Linked DNA regions of Homo sapiens: region 1 is linked to region 2. The links are chromatin contacts, found by Hi-C or POLR2A ChIA-PET in ENCODE. All regions are on one chromosome and are shown on one strand. Each heading gives the region's core, a stretch centred on a gene start or an enhancer-like site at or near the end of the contact. The rest is flanking DNA. Distances are from core to core; before and after follow the strand shown. Region 1 overlaps UBE2H-DT (UBE2H divergent transcript). Region 2 overlaps UBE2H (ubiquitin conjugating enzyme E2 H).

Region 1 (7,533 bases), core at 3,670-6,169, 86 kb before region 2:
GTATTTTTAGTAGAGACAGGGTTTCGCCATGTTGGCCAGGGTGGTCTCAAACTCCCGACCTCAAGTGATCTGCCTGTCTCAGCCTCCCAAAGTGCTGGGATTACAGGCATGAGTCACTGCGCCCAGCCTGAATTTTTTTTTTCCTTTTGTTAGATCCCTTTAAAGAAGATAATTGCCTGAAATTTCATTTTTGCTACTTGACTATCCACAAAGGTAGCATTAAAAGTCGTCATTCTAAGGAATTTTTCCACCTGTGTTAGCCACATTAGGTAGCTTATGAGGATCCTATGTGATTTGTGTTGTCTCCTGCTGGTAAATAGAACTTCAGCGCCTTCCTCCTGACCTCCCAGGCCAGCACCTTCTTTTGCAGTACTTGGTCTCAGTGATCAGGACAGGTGGTGGCATTTTGAAGAGCCCTTGCCATTCCAGATTATTCATACCCCATTATTATAGTCCCCCCAAACTTCAGATTCTCCTTTTACTAATTTTCTCCACTAAATCCTCTAGGATTCTGTGTTTTAACAAAGGTTGCATTCCCCATCCAAGTAGATTTTGTTTTTACCGAGAAGACTGAAGCTCAAAGACATCTAATAACTAGCTGTCATATAGCTAGAATGAGGCAGAGCCACACTGAAATCCATCTTTCCCAGCTTCTGTTCTTTCCATTACGATACAGCTGGGAATATCTTCCAAGCACTGTGAGTCTATGGTTTTCTTTCCCAAGCTCAAAGTTGAGATCTCCCTCTCACAGTAGAAAGGAGTATCTTGCAGCCACTCACGGGATACTAGTGCCCAGAAGAGAGTCTTTCTCCTGGCTCCTTTTTGATTTCAGCCAACTTTAATAGACTTAACAGGTGGAGCATTCTCTTTGGGGCTTTCCTCACTTATACTCTTCTTCTGGTTGTGGGTGCCTGAGAGCCACTTCTGAATCCCTTCCATCCTATTCCATCTTAGCAATAAAAACAGCTGCACGCACAGCTTGACCATCGACAAAAGTACAAACACTTCCTTCTCCTCAGTTTTCCTTTCTATGTTTAGTTTTATTTCTATTCTAGGTTTTCTTTGGCTTTATACAGCTGCCATCCTGGTCAGTTGGCCCATGCCCTCAGAAGTGAATGCTGCATTTAAACCCTTTAATTAGAGACCATTCATTCCATCTATATCCCATACTCTCTTTTATCTCATTGCTCCTTGGCTACAGCTGTGGTGGTTATTGTTTTTCTTGCCACAGTGCCTCTCTAGTTGAACTGACTGTTGTATAGCTGAAGCCAATTAGGAAGAGAGGGAAACAGGAACATACAAAGGCCTCTGTGTAGGACAGGTAGGTCATGGAGATTTGGTCACTTATCCAGAGATTATCCAACAAGTCAGATCATTATAATAACATACTCTTCAGCTTTCTGTACTCACTTCTTTCTATTAGCCACCTATTGATATCCCAGTAAGCAGATATGGAGGAAAATTGTTTCCTATAGTGTGTCAGTAACAGCCCTCAAAGGGATGGTAGTAGGAACAGAAAATGTGAAGCCTAGAAGGGACTCAAGATTCACCTCCAAGGCCTTCATAGTTCTCACGGGGAAGCCAGGATCACAGAGACAAGAAAATCCTTTTTAGCCTCTGTGTCCATTTCTTAGCCAGTCTTGTCCAACCTAACTAGAACCAATGGAGCAGAAGGAAAGGCACACAAGAATAACTTGACGGCACAACGGGTTTTGAGCCAATCAGAAGTGATACCAAGGCCAGGTGCAGTGCCTCACACCTATAGTCCCAGCACTTTGGGAGGCTGAGGTGTGCGGATCACTTGAGGTCAGGAGTTCAAGACCAGCCTGGCCAACGTGGTGAAACCTCATCTCTACTAAAAATACAAAAATTAGCCGAGCGTGGTGATGGGTGCCTGGAGTCCCAGCTATTTGGGAAGCTGAGGCAGGAGAATCACTTGAACCCGGGAGGCGGAGGTTCCAGTGAGCTGAGATCGCGCCACTGCACTCCAGCCTGGGTGACAGAGGGAGACTGCATCTCAAAAAAAAAGTGATAGCGAAACCAAGACTGCAGCTGGAGTCTACCTCCTACTGAAATGTGGGGAATCAGTCTTGAGCAGGAGAACCTCTGAAACTTGATTTTACTACTGCTGCAAATAGCTATCACTTGTAAGTACAGATTGTTTGCCAAGCACTGGTCTAAGCATTTTATCTTATTTAAGCCTCATAGCAGTCCTATGAGGAAGGTATAATTACTGTTCCATTTTTACAAATGAGGAAACAAAAGCATAAGTTAATTACTTTGTTCAGGGTCACACAGCCCAGTAAGTGAGGGCCGGGATTCAAACTCAGCCCATCAGCCTCCAAGGCAGACCCCACTGCCTGCCTTTAACCAAGGACATAGTTATACATGCATGACGATGTTTAATTCCATTGTTACTTGGGTTGTTTGTTTTTGTTTTTGTTTTGAGACAATCTTGCTCTGTTGCCCAGGCTGGAGTGCAATACTGCAATCTCAGCTCACTGCAACCTCTGCCTCCTGGGTTCAAGTGATTCTGCCTCAGCCTCCGTAGTAGCTGGAACTACAGGTGCCCACCACCATGCTGGACTGATTTTTTTTCCTTTTTTTATTTTTGAGACAGGGAGGGTCTCTGTCGCCCAGGCTGGAGTGCAGTGGTGGGATCTCGGCTCACTGCAACCTCCACCTCCCAGGCTCAAGCAATTCTCCTCCCTCAGCCTCCTGAGTAGCTGGGATTACAGGCATATGCCACTACCGCCCAGCTAATTTTTGTGTTTTTAGTAGAGATGGGGTTTCACCATGTTGGCCAGGCTGGTCTTGAACTCCTGACTTCAAGGATCCACCCGCCTCAGCCTCCCAAAGTGCTGGGATTACAGGCGTGAGCCACCGTGCCCAGCCTGAGACCTTTCTTCTGTAGATCCAGAGAAACCAGATGTCAAGGGAAATGCAATTTATCAGCTATTAAGTGATAAGAAAATCTCCCCTCCTAAGGATCGTGCCATCTCCCAAGTCTCCAAGAGCTGGGGCAAGTCACTGTAGCCAACTTGAGAATCAAGTTCAGGTATGAGGCCAGGCGTGATGGCTTATGCCTGTAATCCCAGCACTTTGGGAGGCCAAGGCAGGCAGATTGTTTGAGCCCAGGAGTTCAAGACCAGAGTAGACAACATAGGGAAACCCCGTCTCTACCAAAAAAAAAAAAAAAAAAAAAAGCCAGGTGTGGTGGCGTGCACCTGTAGTCCCAGCTCCTCAGGAGGCTGAGGTGCGAGGATCCCTTAAGCCTGGGAAGTCAAGGCTGCCGTGAGCTGTGATCACACCACTGCCCTCCAGCCTGGGAGATAGCGCAAGACCCTGTCTCAGAAAAAAAAAAAAAAAAAAAAAAAAAAAAAGTTCAAGAATGTGACCTCGGTGCCAGGCAAGAATGCTAGCAGTACCCACTACGGCCACTAGATGTCCCCCATGTTCCACTTCTGGCTTACCTAGCTGGACTTGCCAACACAAGACATCATCATTCTTACTTTGTCCTTATTTTGTTACAGGGTCTTTCCCCTAACCCCACTTAAGCTCTACCAAGTGCGGTGATGGAAACAGAAAGAAACTGAAAGCATTGAAACAGTCAGCAGAGAGACAGAAATGAGAATGGGTATTTATTGAGGAGACAGAGAAGGAAAAAAAAACCTCTAAATTTAAGGTCAGAGTTGGGGCCTTGCATCCAGGAATAGTGGCTCGAGTAGCAATGATAAGAACCCGATTGAATGGGAAGTCAACCGAAAGGGAAATCCAGGGGACTGTGAGCCATTGGCAGCCACCCTGGGACACATGCAGCCCTCCCCAGGTGTCATCCTTTGGCTGATCTCAGCACCCGCACTCAGGGCTGGGCCACCCCAGGGCCGACCTGCAAAGTTAGGCAAGCCACTAATGAAGCATGATGACACACTCACAGGGGCATGAGTGGTGTCTCATCACAGCCAGGGCACAGCCCAGACCCACCAGATGACCCTTTTCTTGTGAGGATTCCCAAGTCTATGACTAATGCTAATTAACCCTGACTCACAGTAGCACTGAGCACACAGAGGTCATTATCTCCACTGGAAGGAGTGGGGAAACTGAGGTGTGGAGTGGGGAAGCAGCTTTGCTCCATCAGTGTCACCAGGTCAGGAGTTGATCCTCCCTGCCCTTCTCAAAAGCCCGTGAGGCTGTTCTTGGTAATCAGCAGTAGACACTTCCGGTGGGGCTAAGGGATAGGGCCTTTCCCCACTGCTGTTTCCACGTGAGTCAGAGCCACAGAACTGGAAGCAGAGTTGTAGACTACTTGGTCTAATCCCTGAGGAGTCTGAAGGCCAGAGTGGGGAGTGAAGGCCAAGATCACACAGCAGGTTGTGGCTGAGCCACGCCTAGAATCCTGAGGCTTCTTGCTGAGTCCCCTTCTTGCACTACAGTCATCATGACAGAGCAGAAGAGAGGCAGTACCCTGTGAGAGTTAGGAGCACCAGCTCACTAGCCAGAAGTGGTGGCACGTGCCTATAGTCCCATTATACTAGGGAGGCTGAAGTGGGAGGATCGCTTGAGCCCAGGAGTTCGAGACTGCAGTGAGCTATAATTGCACCACTGAACTCCAGTCTGGGTGGCAGAGCAAGACACCTTGTTTATAAAAAAGAAAAATAAAGGGGGACAAAAAAAAAAACACCAGCTCTAGGTCAGGTAGCTTGGCAGGTGGATCTAGCAGGCTCTAGGTTCCATAGCCTGGGTACAGATCCTGGATTCACTGGTCACCAGCTGTGTGTTTCTGAACCTATGACTCAGCCTCAGCTTCCTCATCTGTAAATTAGGGATAATACTAGTAGCTGTGTCACAGGAATGTTTTGAGAATTCATTGGCATATGTGAAGTGCTTAGAGCAGTGCCTGGCACATGAGAAGTGCTCAGGAAATAGTAGCTGTTTGTTTAAGCTGGCTGTTTAAGCCCAGTTGCCTCTCTGGCCAAGTGTCTCCAGCTTGCCTGGTCTTTTGGGACTCCTGAAGGAAGGGAGCACCAAAACTATAGGTGTTAGGATCATGAGAAAGACACATACCAGTATCTCCTCACCAGACTGTCTGTGGTCTCAGTAGGCCTCTTTCAGCCCAGCGGCCTCCATGCCACCATCAGACAGCACAGGTGCTGGTGGATCAGCGCCAAGCCCAGCTTTAGAAGCATTGGGAAGCACCTTGGCAACAAGACATAAACCAAGATAACCACATTCCTACCAGTCTCCATGGACCCTGGCTCCGGGCCTGGCAAGGCCACCCTCAGGAAATGGCGGTACAATGACGACAGGAAAGCTTATGACAGGCATCACCCTGCTGGGCTGAGAACACTGGCTTGTTTGTCCAGCACAGCTTACCTGAGTCACCCATTGTGGAGTCTGCAGCCACCTGGGCCTGGAGCTAGGCCAGCAGGCTGCTTGGAGTCTGGAACACCTTCTGCGGGCTGAATCTGGCTAGGTCCGGCACTTGCTGCCTGTCCCCTCCTCAGAAAGCAGGTCAAGGCAGTTTGGCTCCGTAGATCTGGCTCCAAACAGTGAAGAGCCTGGTGGGGCCTGACAACAGTTCAGAGACGCAGAGCCTCCTCTGTGGGAAACAGAATGTGAACCGAGGCCTTAGAGTGTTTGGAAAATCAGCTCCACGAATCAGAGATGGACCGGGCAGCAGCTTCTCCCTCTCCTCCATCCCATGCTACACCCGTAGCCACTCTCTGTGCCCCACTGGTCCTCAGGGGGCCCTGGGCTCTCTTGCCAAGTCTCAGCACTGCCCAGGCCCATGCAGCCGGTCAACAGTGACTGGGCTCAACTCCCACTAACTCAACCTGGGGGTTTTCCAAAGTGAAATGAGGAACAAAATAGGTGCTATGTTTCACAGTACCAAGTTTTAAAATACTAATAAAATTAGAAAATACTTTTTCAGGCCGGGAGCAGTGGCTCACGTCTGTAATCCTAGCACTCTGGGAGGCCAGGGTGGGTGGGCCACATGAGGTCAAGAGTTTGAGACCAGCCTGGCCAACATAGTGAAACCCTGTTTCTACTAAAAATACAAAAATTAGCTGGGCATGGTGGCGTGTGCCTGTAATCCCAGCTACTTGGGAGGCTGAGGCAGAAGAATCGCTTGAACCTGGGAGGCAGAGGTTGTAGTGAGCCGAGATTGTGCCACTGCACTCCAACCCGGGCGACAAGGCGAGACTCTGTCTCAAAAAAAAAAAAAAAAAAAAAGAAAATACTTTTTTAAAAGGTGTAAAAAATGAGAATGAAAGTCCCCTGCCCCTTCTGGCCCTTGAGGGGCTTTCTACTGGAGGGACCATTTGTGGCATAGTTGGCAAGGGCACCCAAGAAGGCCAGAAGGGGACGCCCATGGGTGGGGACAGGAGGCACAGGAAGCAGTGTTTTAAGGTAGTGATCCCACAGGCCTAAGAAGGTGGCTCTGTTCCTCCAAGGAGTACTAAAGAGCCATCATAAAACAGTACTGACCGGGCGTGGTGGCTCACACCTGTAATCCTGGGAGGCCAAGGCAAGTAGATCACTTGAGGTCAGGAGTTCGAGACCAGCCTGGCCAACAGAGTGAAACCCCATCTCTACTAAAAATACAAAAATTAGCCAGGCATGGTGGCATGCACCTGTAATCCCAGCTGCTTAGGAGGCTGAGGCAGGAGAATCGCCTGAACCTGGGAGGCGGAGATTGCAGTGAGGCGAAATCGTACCACTGCACTCCAGCCTAAGCAAGAGTGAGATTCTGTCTCAAAAAAAAAAAAAAAGAAGACTGTCCTAGGGGACTTGGGATATGCAAGCTATGTGTGCTCAGTGCTCAGCACGAGGTGGTGACCTGGCGTTGGGGAGGCCCGAGCTGGAATAGGGAGCCTGGCTATCTGGGTGCCCCACCCTGGTAACTGACCTTGGGCAAGTCAGTTTCCATTTCAGTCCCTTTATCTTTGTTTTTGTTTTTTTTTTTTTGTAGAGACAAGGTCTCACCATGTTGCCCAGGCTGGTCTCAAACTCCTGTGCTCAACGATCCGCCCACCTCACCCTCCCAAAGTGCTGGGATTACAGGCATGAGCCACCGCACCTGGCGTTCAGTCTCTTTATCTGTCCAGTGGGGTATTAACAAGTATCTAATGTTCAGAACAACATTAAGACGTTCAGAACATGTCAAAGAACCTTTGGAAGAAGTTTGAAACTCTCTCTCACACCCCCCACATGAGGTATAACTTGGTTTGGGCATGGGGGGGTGCTCCTCCAGGTGGGAAAGGTGGCTGGCACCTGAGTCAAGAACAGGGTAAGAGCAGAAGACAGAGGCAGCATGGAGAGCCAAGGACCACAGAAGAATGCCCTGAGAATCAGGCTGCCAGGCACCTAGGCTGTGGGTTGGAAGCAAGAGGGCCATCGGGTGGTGACAGGCAGAGGAAGTCCTTTCTCTCAGCTGCTGCCATCTTGCCTTCTGCAGTCCTGTGGCCCGCCTGGCCTGCCACCCGAGGAGCAGGAGGTTTAGGCTCCGGCTGTGCCCCATCTCTGAGCTGG
Region 2 (6,791 bases), core at 3,701-6,200:
ATCTTTATTTCAAGCAAGAAAACTAGATTTCAATGCTAGAATTCAAGTCTTTTAAAACAAAGTGTAAAACTCATATTTGTGTATCTTTTTTAATATGCAGAGCCTTTTTTCTGTTTAACCATATTGTTGATTTTCTCCTCTTTATATATGTATATATATATTTAGTTTTAATTGACATATTTATGGCATACAGTGATACTTCTATAGATGTATTCAATGTGTAATGATCAAATTGGGCATATCTGTCACCTTATTTATCACTTCTTTGTGTTGGGAACATCCAAAATCCACTCTTCTAGTTATTTGAAAAGACAAAATATTTGTTTTTATTTATTTATTTATTTTTGAGACGGAGTCTCGCTTTGTCGCGCAGGCTGGAGTGCATTGGTGCAATCTCGGCTCACTGCAACCTCCACCTCCCGAGTTCAAGCAATTCTTCTGCCTCAGGCTTCTGAGTAGCTGGGATTACAGGTGTGTGCCACCACACCCGGCTAATTTTTGTATTTTTAGTAGAGACGAGGTTTCACCATGTTGGCGAGGCTGGTCTTGAACTCCTGACCTCAAATGATCCACCTGCCTTGGCCTCCCAAAGTGCTGGGATTACAGGCATGAGCCACCGTGCCTGGCCATAAGTTGTGTTTGTTTTTTGTTTTTATTTTTGTTTTTTTGAGACAGAGACTTGCTCTGTCGCCAGGCTGGAGTTGAAGCACTTCTCCTGCCTCAGCCTCCCAAGTGGACTACAGGCACGTGTCACCATGCCTGGCTCTTTTTTGTATTTTTAGTAGGCACAGGGTTTCACCGTGTTGGCCAGGATGGTCTTGAACCCCAGACCTCATGATCCGCCTGCCTCAGCCTCCCAAAGTATTGGGATTACAGGCGTGAGCCACTGAGCCCAGCCAAATTTTTTTTTTTTTTTTTTTTTTAATTTTGAGATGGTATTTCGCCATGTTGCCCAGGTTGGTTTTAAACTCCTGGGCTCAACTGACCCGCCTCCCAAAGTGCTGGAATTACAGGTGTGAGCCACTGCGCTCAGCTACAATAAATTGTTAATTATGGTCACCTTCGAATGCACACTAAGACTTATTTCTCTTATCTATCTGTAATTTGGTATTTGTTAACCGATCTCTGGCTACCTCCCCACCAGACTCTAGTAACCACTATTCTGCTCCATTTCTATGAAATTAACTTTTTTAGCTCCCACGTATGAGTGAGAATATGCGATACATGTCTTTGCGTGCCTGCTTTATTTTACTTAACGTAATGTCCCCTAAACTCATCCATGATGCTGGGAATTATAAGATGTGGTTTTAATTTTTTTATGGCTGAATAGTATTCATATATAGTGTATTACATACCACATTTTATCCATTTATTTGTTGCCCACATTTTTTTGTTGTGTTTTTATTTTTGAGACGGAGTCTCGCTCTGTCAGCCAGGCTGGAGTGCAGTGGCGCAATCTCGGCTCACTGCAACCTCTGCCTCCAGGGTTCAAGCAATTCTCTGCCTCAGCCTCCCCAAGTAGCTGGGATTACAGGAGTCCACCACCACGCCCGGCTAATTTTTGTATTTTTAGTAGAGACGGGGTTTCACGATCTTGGCCAGGCTGGTCTTGAATTCCTGACCTTGTGATCCACCCCCCTCTGCCTCTCAAAGTGCTGGGATTACAGGCATGAGCCACCGCACCTGGCGAAGTTGCCCACATTTTTAAATTTCTAATAGGTTTCTTAAAAAAGTTACTGAATTCTATTATTAACATTTTAGTGTCTCTGTTTTATTCTGTATAAAAATAATAGGACCATTACATGGAGTTATGAAGATAGTGTATGAATAAAAAGCCTAGGCATCCTTAGAAGTACGTTTTAAAAAGGAGAATAGGGCCTTGGAAAAGCACAGAGTTGAGTCTATCAGAGAAGGCTTCCTGGTGGAAGCAGAATGTCATAGAGACAGGAGATAGATGAGCAAGAGGGCACTCATGAGGTATGAGGCGGTTGGTAGGTTATCTTGATTAAAGAATCAGGTTGTAAATAAGTTACTGTTAAGTACATATGTACTAGTATGTACTAGAGCGTGGCGTTTGTGACCAAGATTATGTGGGCTGCTGTATGGAGAAGGGGCTGAGCTTTTTATGATCTGACACTCTGCAACCAGTAGGGCCATACCTGATACTTTTCTGGAGGTGTGATCACTTATCAGTCAGCCAGAGGAGGACTCTTGGTAAAGAATTTACTCACAGGTTGAAATCCAATCATGGTTGGCAGGGTTTTAATGAATTAGAAGACAGTGAATGGATTTGTGGCACATTATATGAGAATGATTGAGATAATTTTTTGAAATGCCTCTGCTTTTTCAGGTGGCTCATGACTGTAATTTCAGCGACTCAGGAGGCTGAGGTGGGAGAATCACTCGAGGCCAGGAGTTTCTTTTTTCTTTTTTTTTTTTTGAGACGGAGTTTAGCTCTTGTTGCCCAGGCGGAGTGCAATGGTGTGATCTCAGCTCACTGCAGCCTCTGCCTCCTGGGTTCAAGCGATTCTCCTGCCTCAGCCTCCTGAGTAGCTGGGATTACAGGCATGTGCCACCACACTGGGCTAATTTTGTATTTTTAGTAGAGAAGGGGTTTCTCCATGTTGGTCAGGCTGGTCTCGAACTCCTGACCTCAGGTGATCCACCCACCTCAGCCTCCCAAAGTGCTGGGATTACAGGCATGAGCCACTGTGCCGGGCCGAGGCCAGGAGTTTCAGACCAGCCTGGGCAACAGAGCAAGACCCTTTATCTTGAAAAGAAAAAATCATAGACTTTTTCAGATGTGTGACATTTGAAGAAGTAAAATACAGTGGAATAACTATAGGCTTCAGTCACAGATTGGATTTGTTATCTCTTTGCCTTGGTTTCCTCAACCGAAAAAGGAAGGAAATACTTATAATTTGTTTTGAGGTTATTTTATATGAAATGTATGTGAATGTATTTAGCATGTAATTGCTTACTGGACAGATCAGTTAGGAATTGTAGTTGGCTGGTAGTAACAGTTCTGGAATAATGTAGTTGTGATGGTAAGTTAGGGAGGCAGATAAGGGCGGGCTTCATGTCATCAGGGAATCCAGATTGCCGCAGTGTGTATTCCCAGCCCTCTTCAGTGCATTACTTAATCTTAAAGGCATCGCTTCTGCCATCACGTCACTGTTTCATGCAGTGGGAGGAAGAAAGGGGTGAATAGGCAGAAGGCTAAGAGCTAGCTGAGACTATTCCCCTCCTCCAATGACCAAAGGAACTTTTCTGAGTGTCCCTCCCTACACATTGCCCTGATCATCCTGAGCTAGAAGTGTCTCGTTGCAAGAAAGGCTGGGAAACAAGGCTCTTTGACTGCCCTGAATACAATCGGGGTTTTGATAGTAAGAAGGAGAGAATGGATACTGGGTTGGATCACGTACAGTGTCTTTCACAGTGAATGTTGTTTCGCTTTTTTCTTTCATTTACATATTTGGGAGCATTATTGTATAGGCCTAGCTCCCATGAACTGTCCCACATTGTGGATTTTATTTTTTTCTTGTTTTTTTTCCACCTGGAGAACACCGTGAATTTTTGTTTATGAATATCTTTTTTTTTTCGAGACTGAGTCTTGCTCTGTTGCCCAGTCTGGAGTGCAGTGGCGTAATCTTGGCTCACTGCAACCTCTGCCTCCTGGATTCAAGCAATTCTCTTCGTCAGCCTCCCGAGTAGCTGGGATTACAGGAGCTCGCCACTACGCCCAGCTAATTTTTGTATTTTTAGTAGAGACGGGGTTTCTCCATCTTGGCCAGGCTGGTCTTGAACTCCTGACCTCGTGATCCACCCACCTTGGCCTCCCAAAGTGCTGGGATTATAGGCGTGAACCACCGTGCCTGGCCATTTGTGAATATCTTATGTCTTTCGGGTTCTGCTTTGCTGGGGGACTGGGCTTATGTGATAAAATTACTTACCTTGAGCATTAAAGGAAAACAAAAAGTTAAACTTTTTTTTTTTTATTCATAGTTTAGCTTGTACCCTCAACCTTTAACTCAGAGGACCTGATTTGGGAGTTCAGCGGTGGTTGAAGGTTGGTAGAGGAGAGGCAGAGTGTTGGGAGGAAAGGAGACTGCCTGGAGGACCGTCCAGGGCTTTCGTCCTTGGCTCTGTGCGGCTCAGAGACCTTGGGGCTTTCACTTCCTTCTTGGGTTATCTGTGTCCTTATCTATCAAATAAGGAGTTGGTTTAGATGATTTTAAGTCTCTCCAACTTGAATATTCTGATTTTATATGTAGACATTATACATGCAACTCTTATTTTCTGTGTGTGTGTGTGTGTGTGTGTGTGTGTGTGAATGTAAAAGGCCTTCACAACCATATGTATACCTGGTATTGCCTTCTAGGGAATACAGAATTGAAGATAGAGTTATGACATAAAATCTCATTTTGAATCTTATTCTCTTTGCAGAGAAATATGCACAGTAAAACTAGATAAATTCTGCAATTTATTACCTTCTTGGTATGAATTTTTACTAGGGCTTTTTTAGAAGTTCAAAGTAGAAAACCTTTTAACACCTTCATTTGGAATTTTAAAATGTGGCAGTGAAATATTTCACATTCAGAAACCTGTGTTAATGTTAACTAGGAAAAGTCTCAGTCTTACGCCATTAGTAATGATGTGTTGTTATCCTTTCATTTCTAGAAATGGATCCCTGGAATTAGATGGAGTATTGTGAAAGTATAATTTTAAACAAATGTTTTTGTAGAGACAGGGTCTCACTATATTGCCCAGGCTGATCTCTAACTCCCAGGCTCAAGTGATCCTATTACTTTGGCCTCCTGAAGTGCTAGGATTGCAAGTGTGAACCACCATGCCCATCCTGAAGGTATAATTATTAAAATGCTATCCAGTGTTCATAATCTGCTTATCTAATAATTCAAATGCTTTGTTTGCCCTGCTGAGGTCAGACTTTGGCCTACTCTGTGAATGAATCAGTTTTTGCTGTTGTTACGGATGGTAGAGTTGAGTCAAGATGTTAATGGCCCTTGTCCAATATGGGGAGCTAGTTAAGAATGTCTTCTGATTCTATCCTGTGGAGTGAGAGTATCTATTTGTTCACTTGATGGAAACTTACAGTTCCCTCGTGTCTTGTTTCAGTTTTGTTTTTCATGTGGAATACATCTAGAGAGACAGTATGGCTTAGTGGATGGGACAGGCCCTTGTGAGAATTATTTCAAATAATTTTGTAATTTCAACCCAGTAAATTTCTCCATCACTGTTCCTGATCCCTGGCATTATGAACAATAGGTTTCAGAAAGCTTCCATGTTTTAGAACCTCTCCTACCTGAGATTACAGGTGTGAGCCACCACATCTGGCCAAGGTGTTATAGATTCTTTAACCTAAATTTGGCTTATTACTTGGAAATGTTATTGAGGAAATTGGTTATCAGTTTTATGATTTTCTAAATTACTATATAACTTCTAGTCACATAAAAAGTGTCTAAGCTTGTCCATAGCAAGAGAGGGCTGCTTCAAATTATGATTAATGATATTGCAGAACAAACTCTGGGTTGGTAGTAATATTTATTGGTTAAAATATAGTAGTAGGCCTTTAACATGGATATGACTGTAGATCTTTATTTTAGCTGCCACATAGTTGTGAATAAAACCAAACTTACGAAAAGCAGGTAAAACTTTATTTTATTTTGGAAGTTAGTTGATAAGGGTAATTCAGATTGAATTGCATAATAATGGCAATATTAAGTTTCTTGTTTAACAGTTATGGACTGGAAATTTTTCTTTCAGCACTTGGGAGGCCGAGGCGGGTGGATCACGAGGTCAGGAGATTGAGAACATCCTGGCTAACACGGTGGAACCCTGTCTCTACTAAAAATACAAAAAATTAGCTGGGCTTGGTGGCGGGTGCCTGTAATCCCAGCTACTCTGAGGCTGAGGCAGGAGAATAGCATGAACCTGGGAGGCGGAGCTTGCAGTGAGCCGAGATCATGCCACTGCACTCCAACCTGGGCGACAGAGCGAGACTCCTTCTCAAAAAAAAGAAAAAAAAGAAAAATCTCAGATACAAGCCAGGCACTGTGTGTGCACTTGTAGTCCCAGCTACTTGGGAGGCTGAGGCTGGAGGATCGTTTAAGCCCAGGAGTTCAAGTCAGTCTGGGCAATATAGCAAGATCCCCATCTCTAAAACAAAATAACTCAGATACATATAATTAGAATAGTATAAATAAATATCTGTATACCACCCTACTATGTAGACTCAATATTTTGCTATATTTGCTATCTCATATTTTTGGCTGAGCCATTTATAATTTGCAAATACTGTGAGACTTCAGTGTAAATACTTTAACATGCATCTTCAAAGAATAAGGACTGTTTTTCTGGGCACAGTGGCTCATGCCTGTAACCTCAGGATTTTGAGAAGCCGAGGCGGGTGGATCACTTGAGGTCAGGAGTTCGAGACCAGCATGGCCAAAATGTTGAAATCCCATCTCTACAAAAATTAGCCAGGCGTGATGGCGTCTGCCTGTAATCCCAGCTACTCAGAAGGTTGAGGCAGGAGAATCACTTGAGCCCAAGAGGCAGAGGTTACAGTGAGCCGAGATCATGCCATTGCATTCCAGCCTGGGTGCCAGAGCAAGACTCCATCTCAAAATAAAAATTAAAAGGCCAGGCACGGTGGCTCATGCCTGTAATCCTAGCACTCTGGGAGGCTGAGGTGGGTGGATCACCTGAGGTCAGGAGTTCAAGACCAGCCTGGCCAACATGGCAGAAACCCATCTCTACTAAAAATACAA

What was found. Hi-C counts contacts between places; a loop is a spot of excess contacts on that map. ChIA-PET counts read pairs that join two places held with the same protein, here RNA polymerase II (POLR2A). Pooled maps may share reads with other maps.
Region 1: a map with no recorded cell type shows a loop between it and region 2 (5-fold over the local background). The contact joins two enhancer-like sites. A Hi-C loop is called at or near these places in 5 of 168 maps with a recorded cell type or tissue (B cell, CD4-positive, alpha-beta T cell, CD8-positive, alpha-beta T cell and 2 more), 17 of 37 single-sample maps with no recorded cell type and 12 of 50 pooled maps. POLR2A ChIA-PET finds 5 or more read pairs at or near these places in 10 of 52 experiments (AG04450, B cell, GM12878 and 7 more).

Annotation. Positions count from the first base shown.
Region 1 is chr7:130,006,942-130,014,474 of GRCh38, reverse strand. It overlaps UBE2H-DT (UBE2H divergent transcript), which reads right to left. Exons shown (of 4, transcript XR_007060520.1): 3 at 5,374-5,599. Among named protein-coding and RNA genes, the nearest start is that of ZC3HC1, 41 kb to the left of the region's middle. RefSeq lists enhancers at 1,938-2,097, 4,039-5,238, 5,035-5,534, 5,622-5,691, 5,792-5,871 and 2 more. Within about 2 kb of position 4,919, at least 22 of the 41 ENCODE cell types and tissues checked have a DNase peak (open chromatin) inside an H3K27ac peak, as active enhancers do; they include GM12878, where a contact is called at or near this core.
Region 2 is chr7:129,922,158-129,928,948 of GRCh38, reverse strand. The region is part of intron 1 of UBE2H (ubiquitin conjugating enzyme E2 H); the gene reads left to right. Among named protein-coding and RNA genes, the nearest start is that of UBE2H, 27 kb to the left of the region's middle. Within about 2 kb of position 4,950, at least 4 of the 41 ENCODE cell types and tissues checked have a DNase peak (open chromatin) inside an H3K27ac peak, as active enhancers do; they include GM12878, where a contact is called at or near this core.